Linked DNA regions of Homo sapiens: region 1 is linked to region 2. The links are chromatin contacts, found by Hi-C or POLR2A ChIA-PET in ENCODE. All regions are on one chromosome and are shown on one strand. Each heading gives the region's core, a stretch centred on a gene start or an enhancer-like site at or near the end of the contact. The rest is flanking DNA. Distances are from core to core; before and after follow the strand shown.

Region 1 (6,204 bases), core at 681-3,180, 460 kb before region 2:
GCCAAGTGACAGAGCTGACTCGCGGCGGAGCTGGCATGAAGAGAGCCCCTTTGAAAAGCAGTTTAAACGCAGAAGCTGCCAAATGGAATTTGGAGAGAGCATCATGTCAGAGAACAGGTCACGGGAAGAGCTGGGGAAAGTGGGCAGTCAGTCTAGCTTTTCGGGCAGCATGGAAATCATTGAGGTCTCCTGAGAAGAAAGACACTTGTGACTTCTATAGACAATTTTTTTTTCTTGTTCACAAAAAAATTCCCTGTAAATCTGAAATATATATATGTACATACATATATATTTTTGGAAAATGGAGCTATGGTGTAAAAGCAACAGGTGGATCAACCCAGTTGTTACTCTCTTAACATCTGCATTTGAGAGATCAGCTAATACTTCTCTCAACAAAAATGGAAGGGCAGATGCTAGAATCCCCCCTAGACGGAGGAAAACCATTTTATTCAGTGAATTACACATCCTCTTGTTCTTAAAAAAGCAAGTGTCTTTGGTGTTGGAGGACAAAATCCCCTACCATTTTCACGTTGTGCTACTAAGAGATCTCAAATATTAGTCTTTGTCCGGACCCTTCCATAGTACACCTTAGCGCTGAGACTGAGCCAGCTTGGGGGTCAGGTAGGTAGACCCTGTTAGGGACAGAGCCTAGTGGTAAATCCAAGAGAAATGATCCTATCCAAAGCTGATTCACAAACCCACGCTCACCTGACAGCCGAGGGACACGAGCATCACTCTGCTGGACGGACCATTAGGGGCCTTGCCAAGGTCTACCTTAGAGCAAACCCAGTACCTCAGACAGGAAAGTCGGGGCTTTGACCACTACCATATCTGGTAGCCCATTTTCTAGGCATTGTGAATAGGTAGGTAGCTAGTCACACTTTTCAGACCAATTCAAACTGTCTATGCACAAAATTCCCGTGGGCCTAGATGGAGATAATTTTTTTTTCTTCTCAGCTTTATGAAGAGAAGGGAAACTGTCTAGGATTCAGCTGAACCACCAGGAACCTGGCAACATCACGATTTAAGCTAAGGTTGGGAGGCTAACGAGTCTACCTCCCTCTTTGTAAATCAAAGAATTGTTTAAAATGGGATTGTCAATCCTTTAAATAAAGATGAACTTGGTTTCAAGCCAAATGTGAATTTATTTGGGTTGGTAGCAGAGCAGCAGCACCTTCAAATTCTCAGCCAAAGCAGATGTTTTTGCCCTTTCTGCTTCACTGCATGGATACAGTTGGTAAAATGTAATAATATGGCAGAATTTTATAGGAAACTTCCTAGGGAGGTAAATTATGGGAAGATTAAGAAAGGTACAAATTGCTGAGGAGAAGCAGGAAACCTGTTTCCTTAGTGGCTTTTATCCCCTCGGCATGCGATGGGGCTGATGTTTCTATGATTGCCTCAGACTTTCACATTTACTAGTAGGGCTGAGAGAGGCTTTAGTGAGGAAGGAATATTCAGAATAAAACGGTTGAGAAAGCTGAGAAGACCATTGAGTTTTGATCAGTTGTGAATAGAGTGCAAAGCCATGGCCAAGCTGTTTTTGGAAACGCTGGCCGGCGTGTCTTCAGTGGAAAAAGCAAATCAAAATGGAGCGAGAGCAAAGGGGCGTCCTCAGTCCTCAACCTACAATCACTGTATGGAATCGGTCCTGGCAGCTGAACATAGGAGGTCACTGGAACAAGTGATAGTGCAGATTGGCTTTCAAACATCCTCCTGGCTTGAGTTTTATCAGCTACAATGTGGGTCCTCTTTTGAAGCCTTAATTCACAACAGCAGCTTTTTGGGGGTGGGGCTGGGCGGGTGTTGTCATTGTTCTTTCCCTTCCTGTAAGTGTCGCTAGTTGCTGCCTCGTATCTCAGGTTTTTCTCTGTTTTTGAGAAATGGACAGTTTTTTGACCAGGATGTGACTTCATGTTTCCTATGGTGACTTCTAAAACCAGCACAGAATGATATGACTCAACACAGACCGACTTGGTTATGGGGATGATGAGCCGCACAGACCTCACTAGTTGTGCACAAATAATGTGCTATGATGGGGTGTAAAGTGAAGGCAGAAGAGGGTCAGCCGCATTGTTATGATACTGGGAAAGTGCTGGTCAACGATTTGAGTTAGTTTTTAGATATACATTGAAATCTTTAATCAGACATTCTCAAGTTTCACACAGTAGTTTTTGATGTTATGTACACACACACCAAATGTGTAACAGTTCACCACTTCCAGAGTGTGGTCATGCCCAAAACATGTTTAAGAAAGGAAAGCAGTAGCTCCTTGCTAACGATGTTTCAGGAGGTTTGGGGGACTTGGTTTTAATGAGCTTCTGTCATTTAGGGCTTCTCTTGGCCATGGTCCCCCTTCCTTCTGGAACTGTGATGTAGTCACATCCTACAGCCTTTAGTGCTGGTTCACTAGTGTCAGATAATCAGTTCTTGGAATCGAGACTGCCGTGGCGAAGGGGTGGCCTCGGAGGCAGGCTCTGGAGCTGCTTGGATGTCTTTAGGTGGGGTGGTGGCTGGCTCTCTTCAGCATGTAATTGGGGAAACCCTCGCGTCTACTAGGGGTGATACAGATGGTGATTTTAAAGAGCAAAACTAGACTTCTATGTGAGAAGTGCTGGAAAATGATTTAGGACATGTGTAAAGTTAGATGGAAAGACTGTAAATGTTTAATATGAATATAGTGTTCTTTTGAAGTAAGGCCAGCTGTTGAACGGTTAAACTGTGCATTTCTCATTTTGATGTGTCATGTATGTTAATGTATGAAATGATTAAATAAAATCAAAACTGGTACCTGTTTATACATAAATACGAGAAAAGACCTATCTTTGCAGCCATAAACTCGGTGGGAACACCACCACTCAAGTTGCCAAAGGAGGCAGTGGTGAAACCTGTCCTGTTCTCACTTAAATGAGGATTTAGCTCAAAATAAAGTGGTGGTGTCATCAGGTTTATTCCGTGTTCTGTCATTCACATGGAACACCGGATGATTAGCTAACAGTTTAGTGCCAGCCTTCATTCTTTACTGTGTACGTTAAATGCACACTACAGTGAAAAAGCCTAAGACACTTGGTAAATATTTTCTAGCTGACTGATTCCAGAACACACAAGTACATGGTAGGAAAAAAAAGGCCAGCTACACACACATGGCCCATTTCGATATAACATGTAAATGATGTTACGATTCCTACAGGAAAAACAGGAAGGGCAATTGTTGAAGAGCTGTCCTTTGTCCTTGCCACATACATCTCAACAACCTCTCTGCTCATGACACTAGATTTGATGACTTATGAGACTAGAAACTTAGTCTCATCAGTTTCATAAAAATTAGGCATTGAAGGAATAAAGCTTCAGTGCAAACAGATGGAATATTGACTACAGAAAGAATCACAGGTGACCTTGAAGTTGGTTGAGTTGAAGTTACATTTAAGAAAATTTATAAGAAAGATTGGGCCGGGTGAGCTAGACTAGAAGAGCTATCTTGGCCAGGACCCTGCAGAAAAAGAGGTGGAAGTGAGATAGAGGAATAAAGGGAATTAGAATAAATCAGCCTCCAGAGATAGAGGGTAACAGGAGGAACAGTTGTTTCAGTGAGAGGCTTCCAATGAGAAGATGCAGATCTTGGGAGAGCCTGAAGTTCAGGCCAGTTGCTGACAGTGCTCGGAGCCCCTTCATGACCAGCCTCAGCAGGCTATTGTTGGAGGACTGGTTTGGATGTGACAACTACAATTAGACCAGGAATTAAACTAAGAGGGGAGGCTGGGGGCGGTGGCTCACGCTTGTAATCCCAGCACTTTGGGAGGCCAAGGCAGGTGGATTACCTGAGGTCAGGAGTTTGAGACCAACCGGGCCTACCTGGTGAAATCCCTTCTCTACTAAAAATACAAAAATTAGCCAGGTGTGGGTGCCTGTCATCCCAGCTACTTGGGAGGCTGAGGCACGAGAATTGCTTGAACCTAGGAGGTGGAGGTTACAGTGAGCCAAGATTTCGCCATTGCACTCCAGCCTGGGCAACAAGAGCGAAACTCCATTTTAAACAAAAAATAAACTAAGGGGAAATTAGTGAGAGGTGACAGCGCACTGGCAGCCCTCACACCCCTCACTCACTCTCAGCACCTCCTCTGCCTGGGCTTCCACTTTGGCGGCACTTGAGGAGCCCTTCAGCCCGCCGCTGCACTGTGGGAGCCCCTTTCTCGGCTGGCCAAGGCGGAGCCGGCTCCCTCAGCTTGCCGGGAGGTGTGGAGGGAGAGGTGTGGAGGGAGAGGCATGGGCGGGAACCGGGGCTGCGCACGGTGCTTGCAGGCCAGTGCGAGTTCCAGGTGGGCGTGGGCTCAGCGGACCCTGCGCTCGGAGCAGCCAGCTGGCCCCACCGCCCGAGCAGTGAGGGGCTTTTAGCACCCGGGCCAGCAGCTGCTGTGCTCAATTTCTCACAGGGCCTTAGCTGCCTTCCCACAGGGCAGGGCTCAGGACCTGCAGCCCGCCATGCCTGAGCCTCCCCGAACTCCGTGGGCTCCTGTGCGGCCTGAGCCTCCCCGAGCGCCGCCCCCTGCTCCACAGCGCCCAGTCCCATCAACCAGCCAAGGGCTGAGGAGTGTGGGCACAGGGCGTGGGACTGGCAGGTAGCTCCACCTGCAGCTCTGGTGCAGGATCCACTGGGTGAAGCCAGCTGGGCTCCTGAGTCTGGTGGGGACTTGGAGAACCTTTATGTCTAGCTCAGGGATTGTAAATACACCAATCGGCACTCTGTATCTAGCTCAAGGTTTGTAAACACACCAATCAGCACCCTGTGTCTAGCTCAAGGTTCGTGAATGCACCAATCAACCCTCTGTATCTAGCTACTCTGGTGGGGCCTTGGAGAACATTTGTGTCTAGCTCAGGGATTGTAAACACACAAATCAGTGCCCTGTCAAAACAGACCACTCGGCTCTACCAATCAGCAGGATGTGGGTGGGGCCAGATAAGAGAATAAAAGCAGGCTGCCCGAGCCAGCGGTGGCAACCCGCTCGGGTCCCCTTCCACACTGTGGAAGCTTTGTTCTTTCGCTCTTTGCAATAAATCTTGCTACTGCTCACTCTTTGGGTCCACACTGCTTTTATGAGCTGTAACACTCACCGCAAAGGTCTGCAGCTTTACTCCTGAAGCCAGCGAGACCACGAGCCCACTGGGAGGAATGAACAACTCTGGACGCGCTGCCTTAAGAGCTGTAACACTCACCGCGAAGGTCTGCAGCTTCACTCCTGAGCCAGCGACACCACGAACCCACCAGAAGGAAGAAACTCCAAACACATCCGAACATCAGAAGGAACAAACTCCGGACACGCTGCCTTTAAGAACTGTAACACTCACTGTGAGGGTCCGCGACTTCATTCTTGAAGTCAGTGAAACCAAGAATCCACCAATTCCGGACATATTAGGAAGGTGTAGATTGAGATGTGAAGAAAAATAAGACAAAATTGGAGCCGAGTGTCCAAAGAGATTATGTGAAGGGTAGAGGGTGCATATGGGACTAGTTGATGGAAACTTTTTAGTCTCAACACGTTCACTGTTACTTTATCTTAAATACTCCTTTGGTTTTGTTTTTCTGAGAAGCAGGAATGTTTTAGATCTAGTAAACAAAATTTGTCTACGTAATTTTTCTGTGAATATTAGTCTTCTGCATCTAGAAATGGAAGCAGGAAGTAAACTATTTCTAGCTTCTGTGGGACCCATTCATCCTTGAACGGCCTAATTATACTTGGTTATATCTTTAAAGTTGCAGAATCAACTGGAAAATCACAGCATTGTCCTGGAAGATATTTACAAGTCAGTCATATTGTTGTACTTTATTTGCAGAGACAGCAATATGCACTTATGTAAAAACAGTTTCATTCTTTTGGTTCCAGCTCAAACACTAGAATCCGTTTGAAAATGCTGTCCCACAGGAAATGCAGGATGTGGCCGGTAGAAGCAATGTGACAGGCAAATAGGGTAACCTGAAGAGCATTCAGTAATGGTCTGTGTTCTCTGTCAGAATTATGACAATTCCAAAGACCAGAATGAAAGTACTTGGTGCAGAAAAGCTTTTCGCATAACTCATGCCTCAAGGAATGAGCCTTGATTGGTGAAGAAAATTGAGTCAACGGTAAATTCCATCAGATCTTACACTGACATTGATAACCCTGGAAAAATCCCGGAGGCATGGACACGCACACACCAGCATAACGCTGG
Region 2 (6,953 bases), core at 3,784-6,283:
AGTGGGCTTGAGACAAGGACCAGCCTCTGGGAAGGGTCTTTATCAGAGCAGACACTCAAGAGGGAAAAGACCATTTTTTTTTTCCTGAGTTTCCTGTTCTGCTCTATGCCTTTGTGTGTTACAACAGATCAGGAGACACGAATCTGGGCAGTTACGCAGCCAGGGAAGGGCCCTGGATGAAGTGCTGCCCTGCGGGGAGTGGGGTCCTGTGGTCAGCTCCTCCCAGCCCTGCTGCGTCCTGGACCCGGGCCTTGCTCTTGGACTCCCATGTCCTGTGCCCACTTGCTGTGTTCTGTGGCTGGGGCCTGTTTACTACACTCCACCAGCAGTCGTTTCTTTAACCATAGAGCTCGAGCCATTCTGAAAATTATTCCAACTACAACTTGTGGGCAGTTATTATGATGCCGCTGCTGCTGCTGCTGCTTGGTCCCTCTCGTCACAGGAAAATAAACAGGCAGACAGCTCGGGAGAGCCTGTGGCACAGAAGATGTGGTGATAGAGGATGGTGTGGGTGTGTGGTGGGCACAGGGAATTGTCTCCACCCACAAATGTGCAGCAAGGCCAAAACACAGCCCAGAGTTTCTTGGGCCACTTTCCTACCGATCTGGGAATCTCCTCTACACCTCACCTGACAAGGGGCCTTGAGTCTCAGCACTTTCCCTCCTCAAAAAGTGCTCTTCTTTCTTCAGTGACTGCTGTCATGGTCTCCTCACTCCCCACCCAGCCTGTCATGTATGTCTGATTCTCTCCAGGCTAAATGTCTCATTTGTCGTGATTTCTTTCTCTCGCTCTCTTTTTTTTTTTTTTGAGACATGATCTTGCTCTGTCACCCAGGCTGGAGTGCAGTGGCATGATCATGGCTCACTGCAGCCTCCAACTCTTGAGCTCAAGCGATCCTCCCACCTCAGCCTCCTGAAGAGCTGGAACTACAGGCACATGCCACCACACCTGGCGAATTAAAATTTTTTTTTGCAGAGACAGAGTCTTCCTATGTTGCTTAGGTTGGTCTCAAACTCTTGGGCTCAAAGGGATCCTTGCACCTTGGCCTCCCAGAGTGCTGGGATTACAAGCATGAGCCACCATATCTGGCCTCACTGGTCATGATTTCTAGATCCTCCATACTCTTCTTGCCCTTTTGGGGGCCCCTCCAAGAGACACCTCGGTGTGGTGGATAGAACCCAAGCTTTGCCAGGGGTTTGAATCCTAGGCCTTTGGAGAAATTACTGAAACGTGCTGAGCCTCTGTTTCCCCAGATTCAAAAGGAGGATAATAATTACTTTACAGCATAATTGTCATGACTAGATGAGATGAATGTACAGTATGTCTGGCACAAAGTCATCCCTCAATAATATTATTTATATGCCACTTCTGCCACATTTGTTTCCTTTAATGTAGCTGCTAGAATCTAACACACTATTCCAGACAAGGCTTGAACCATGATGAGTACGGTGGGCCCATTTGATCTCCTAATGCAGCCTAATGTGATCTTGGCTTTGGTTGTTGTTGGGGACAGTTACACTACTGGGAGGGCAAGTTGGGTGGGTGTCAAGATACCTGGGTTCCTTTCCAGTTCATTCATTCCTTTCCCATTAAATCTTCCTCCCACTGTGTTCCGTGCAGCAGGGATGCACTGGTGGAAAAAAGACAGCAGGACTCCAGTGAGACAGCCAGGCGGTGCACAGAGTGAAGTGCAGCATACAGTGCCATGGAGGGCCAAAAACTATAAAGAAAAATGAAATGCAACACAAAATAAAGCCGGCTGAGGGATTAGAGGGTTCGGGGGAATTCTGACACTCACCAGATGGGCAGCTGTGTAGAGCAAGGGGATTGACTCAGGTCTGTGTTTTCAAACAGTGTTCACTCAGAAGAGCCCCAGGAGTTTGGGAGGGTGCCTCAGGGGTCTTCATAAGATAGCAGGGAGGGGCGAATTGGTTGGAGGCTGACTTGTTAGACCCCTTTCCCTTACTCCTAACCAGAGCAGCACCTTTAAAAAATTTCTTTTACCGGCTGGCCACGGTGGCTCATGCCTGTAATCCCAGCACTTTGGGAGGCCGAAGCAGGCGGATCACAAGGTCAGGAGCTCGAGACCAGCCAGCTGGAGACCAGCCCGGCCAACATGGTGAAACCCCGTCTCTACTAAAAATACAAAAATTGGCCAGGCATGGTGGCATGCACCTGTAATCCCAGCTACTGGGGAGACTGAGACATGAGAATCGCTTGAACCTGGGAGGCAGAAGTTGCAGTGAGCTGAGATCATGCCACTGCACTCCAGCCTGGGCGACAGAACAAGACTTCATCCCCAAAAAAAAAAAAATTCTTTTACCTACAGGGCCTCTGCATGAAATTCCACTTGATGAATGTTATTGTTTGAAAAGAGCTTGAGACTCTCTGTATTGGATAGTCCTCTACGTTCTCTTCTAGCTCAAAGACTAGGAATTGCTAGGAGTTTTTCACCCGAACTGCTGCTGAACCACATCTTCCTCATTGTGCTAGTGATGGTGCTACTACGAGTGTAGCCTTTACACTAATTGGGTGTGTATTTTTACCTTCTTAGTTTTGGTCTATCCATCTCATAAGCCAAGACAATTTTGGAACATGAATTCTAGCATTCTACATATTAGTGATACTTCCCAGCTTTGGTTTTATCTGTAAATCTGTTTTGGGTACCTTTTTAATCTTTATCCAGGAAGTTTGTAAAAACATTAGGATAGGGCCCAGGGCTGAGACCTTTGGTTCTCTAATAGGGATCATCTTCCAGGTTGATCCAACCATAATCAATAGCCTTTGAAATGTATATGTTCAAATGGCTACAGACCCATTGAAGTATAATAGCATCCACCCAATATTTCCCCCTTTCATCTCCAGACCATCTTCTTTTCTACATGTATTTAATGGCCACTATCTGTCAAGGTCTGGGATTGACCTGGGAAAACAGGGTAAATAAGACACTGGGGTTCGCAGCTGGTAGACAAGATGGAAACAGAAAGTAGTCGTCATAGCAATGTAATGAGGGCTAAGTGGCAATTTGCACCAGGAAGCAAGGGAGGCCATGCCCAGCTTTGCTGGCAGTGTCCAGGAGGTTTTCTCAGTCAGTAAGATGTTACAGATGGTGTCATTCAAAAAGGCATCCATGAGAAATGTCCAATGCCATATGAAATCCGGGTGCGACCTCTCTGGCATCCTTCTGATCTAGGTATTCAATAAACACTTCTCGAATATAATTTGAAAAAGTAGGGAGCATCTAACATGCCAGGGAGCAGATGAAATTGAGGTTGGAGAGGATGGAGGCCAGTCTTTGAGGGCAGAGACAGCGGAAGGATAGTCATAGAAGTGGAAGTGGAGAGGAGAGATCCTAGGTGGCAGGAAATCAGGTCTAGGTATAATAATAAAATGAAGTGGGAGCGAGGCAGAGTAAAGAGCAATGCATCTCTCGAATCTTTGTGTCCTGGGCACCAGGGGGGCTGATGGTGTTGGTACTCAAGGGCGCGAGGAAGGAAAAAGAAGTTTCAGTTTCAGAGGCCTACAAGAGATTTAGTGGAATGTACGTTTTCCCATGCTCTTTTCCCTTCTGATTCTGACTTTGATTTCAGATCTCCTCTAGTAACTATTGAATTGAGAGAGGATGACTTCTAGGTATGCGCCAGGTGCAGTGGGAGATCTGTGATGCGCTCCGTCCTATCTCCCCAGGGAACTCTTATACCATGCAATGCCGTCTGCAGTTCTCAGTACCCTGGCTAGATCTGTTCTCAAGTTTGGCCAGTTTCTTTTTTTTTTTAATTTTATTAAAAAAATTATCTTATGTTTATTAAATTTTTTAAAAATTATTTTCTGGTTTTTAAATCATATTTATTATTTTTTATTTCTTGGCCACCGTTCTGACATAGAACGTGCAAGTGCCTATGCAAACCATTGTATCTGTTGCGGGGGTGACCAATTCATTTCGGTTTGCCTGGGACTTTCCCAGTTTTAGAAACAAAAGTCCTCCCTCCCCCGCCCCGGCCGCCCCATGAATCCCTTCGGTCCCAGGTAAAGCAGGACTGTCAGTGATCCCAGAGGTAGGTGAGGAGCTAGGGGCACTTGGTGTGCACAGCACATCCCAACTGGCACTGGGAAGGAAATGGAATTGCTAGAACAAAGTGCAGCTCCTAAGTCTTATATGTCCAGACTGAGGGGAGTGCCTGGGAGGCCGCAGGGAGGAGCCCAGGGCAGCTGTATGTGGGGAGTTGACCTCAGGTCAGAAGCGCATGGCTGGGCTTGGAGTACAGCTGTGGGCAGGCTGCAGTCGGTCCAGTCACCTCTCCTTGGGGGCTAAGCCAGGCCTTCCCTTTTCTGAGCTCTTGATTAATTTAATGGAGCAACTGAAAGAAGAAGAGGACACAACAAAGGATTGAGCTGGGCTCTCCACCTCTCAGGAGTTTCCTGGGAGCATGTTTTCCCCCAGGAAGCCTTCTTGTCACTGGAGGACATTGATTGTTGCAGGAAGCTGAGGGAATCGAATAGTCAGGGCAACTGTCCTCTGCAAAAACCCTGGGTCAATAAAACCAAAATGACTGCAAGATATCCTGAGAGAGGTGGGCAAAGAAGGCACGTGGATGATTTTTCCTCCTGCTTTTCCCAGCGTTTCTACACACACACACACACACACACACACACACACACACACACACACACGCGCACTTGGGGACAGGTATAGGATGGTTACATTTTGTCTCTCTTCACTTCCTATATGAAGCATAAGAAAGCATTTGGTAAATCTAGTCCTAAGTGTGTTGCCCAAGTCAAATCCAGCGACCCCCTCGCAGCCCCCTCCCCAGAGGTTACATAGTTCCCACAGGGTGCAAGAAAGGGTTATTGAAAACAGCAGGTTTATTTATTTTTTTTCCATAACTTCAGCACTTCTGGTAAATCTCTGATCCAGCATCTAGTGGTTAACCACTGATACAGGAAATGACATTTAACGTTTTTATCACTCAGCCAGAAATGGAAGAACAAGGCGAGTGTGTGTTTAGGGAAGATGGATGGCTGCCCACCACCTTCGTCTTAAAGGCACCCGGCTCTTTTTCTGATTGCAGGGGCTGATAGGCAGCTCACTTCCCCTCTGCCTGCTCGCTCCACTGACGACAATGAGTGGGAATGTCAGGAGAGCAGGAACCCAGGCGTTGTCAGCTATTGATGGGGGTGAAATGGGCAGCATTTGGTTCCCCTTTTTCAGGAGCCGTTGCATGGGGGGACAGGCAGGCCGGAAATGAGTTCGGATGCTCGTGTTCAGGCACATGGAACCACAGCATCAGCCTAGGGTGTCTGAACCCGGGAGGCCACGTGGCCGGGATGAGACTGTGAACAGAGCCCCACTGCCCATTGCTAAGCTGAGGACACTCAGCAGAGACCTCATTAACCCTCCAAGACAACCAGCCAAGCAAGAGTGTTGAGCACCGCAAACCACAGCGAGAGAAATTACAGCTGCTTTCACTTGCAGTTTTCCTTAGTCACCCGGTTGTTCCCCATTTCTTGCCTTTTGGGGATGAGGGGCTTTCAGTGCAGTTACTAAGTGGATTTCTTGTAACAACGGCAACAGTTATAGATAGTCACTCACTTTGTTAAGTGGTAAGTAGTTTAGATTCATGATGTTAACCTGCTCTAGGTCTAGAGCTGGTAAGTGGTATGGCCAGCCAGGATTTGAACCGAGGTCCATCTATGGCCAAAGCCAACCCTGCCCTCCAGACATCTGATAGCAAGTGCCGCCCTAGGCCCCACTGCCCTGCCCAGCCTTTTGCTGATTAAACAATCTCTTGGCTGGGTGCGGTAGCTCACACCTGTAATCCCAGCACTCTGAAAGGCCAAGGCGGGCAGATCACTTGAGGTCAGGAGTTCAAGACTAGCCTGGCCAACATGGTGAAATCCTGTCTCTACTAAAAATACAAAAAATTAGCCAGGCATGGTGGTGTGTGCCTGTAATCCTAGCTATTTGGGAGGCTGAGGTGGGAGGAGTCCTTGAACCTGGGAGGCAGAGGTTGTAGTGAGCTGAGATGACACCACTGCACTCCAGCCTGGGTGACAGAGCAAGACTCTGTCTCAAAAAACAAACAAAACAAAACAAAACCCTTGAGGTGGGTCTGGGCATCAGAGTTTTATGTTTCTTCAAATAGTTCTAGTGGGCAGCCAGCAATGAGCACCGCTGAGCCATGCTGTGATTTCTTGAGCTCAGAGAGCCAGCCGGGTTGGCCTTTGTTGCCAGTGCCCAGGGAACAACCCTTAATGTTTGTTACACAAATGAGTCTCTGATCGCTCTACTTTGGTCTGCAGGGCAAAACCTCTACAGAGAGGGAATAGAGGAAGAGATGAGTCACACCCATTGAGAGCCTGAGGGTTCTCAGCAGATTCTAGCTGTGAGTGCCCCTGGTGAAGTGGGGTAGGTAAGATCAGGCCAGGCATTGTTGGCAGAGACATTCTCATATCCGAGAATGAGAGCCCCACATTCTCGGATAACATTTCCCTTCTCTTAGTAGGAAGTAACGTGATCCCATTTTTATGAAAAGGATCACTCAGGTGCGAAATTGTCCTCCTCCTCCCACTCTCTGCATCCTGCCTGCAGATTCTTCACCCTGCAGATGTGCCTCTGTCAGCACTAGGAGGCAGGGTGGTTCGGGGCGAGCCCTGCCTGCTCTAGGAGGCAGGAGAGTTAGGGTGGGCGCAGAGGCCACCCAGGACGAGGCCAATTGCTCCTGGGGAGTCACGTATTGATTTCTGCTCTGCCTTGCTCTAGAGATTTGAGGCGAGGGCCACTCACAGTCTCTTGGAGCCTCAGTTTATTCATTCATGTACTTGTTCTGAAGAGGTGATAAAATTTAAAGTGTTTTGAAAAGAAAATTTATCCTTGCCTCCATGAAGAGGAGTAGATTGCTGTTTGACTTCCAAGCCTTTCCAACAGCGCAGAGTTGCATGTGGGTGGGGCT

Evidence for each region. Hi-C counts contacts between places; a loop is a spot of excess contacts on that map. ChIA-PET counts read pairs that join two places held with the same protein, here RNA polymerase II (POLR2A). Pooled maps may share reads with other maps.
Region 1: a pooled map of posterior vena cava shows a loop between it and region 2 (25-fold over the local background). The contact joins two enhancer-like sites. A Hi-C loop is called at or near these places in 1 of 168 maps with a recorded cell type or tissue (naive thymus-derived CD4-positive, alpha-beta T cell) and 11 of 50 pooled maps. POLR2A ChIA-PET finds 5 or more read pairs at or near these places in 4 of 52 experiments (A673, CD4-positive, alpha-beta memory T cell, Caco-2 and 1 more).

The regions. Positions count from the first base shown.
Region 1 is chr12:12,470,822-12,477,025 of GRCh38, reverse strand. It overlaps DUSP16 (dual specificity phosphatase 16), which reads left to right. Exons shown (of 7, transcript NM_030640.3): 7 at 1-3,744. The coding sequence ends at 193. BORCS5 (BLOC-1 related complex subunit 5) reads right to left here. Exons shown (of 4, transcript NM_058169.6): 4 at 5,793-6,204. Among named protein-coding and RNA genes, the nearest start is that of DUSP16, 89 kb to the left of the region's middle. Within about 2 kb of position 1,930, at least 7 of the 41 ENCODE cell types and tissues checked have a DNase peak (open chromatin) inside an H3K27ac peak, as active enhancers do.
Region 2 is chr12:12,008,796-12,015,748 of GRCh38, reverse strand. No RefSeq gene overlaps it. Among named protein-coding and RNA genes, the nearest start is that of BCL2L14, 59 kb to the left of the region's middle. RefSeq lists enhancers at 4,122-4,271, 5,432-5,481, 4,635-5,515, 5,502-5,621, 5,516-6,396 and 3 more. Within about 2 kb of position 5,033, at least 21 of the 41 ENCODE cell types and tissues checked have a DNase peak (open chromatin) inside an H3K27ac peak, as active enhancers do.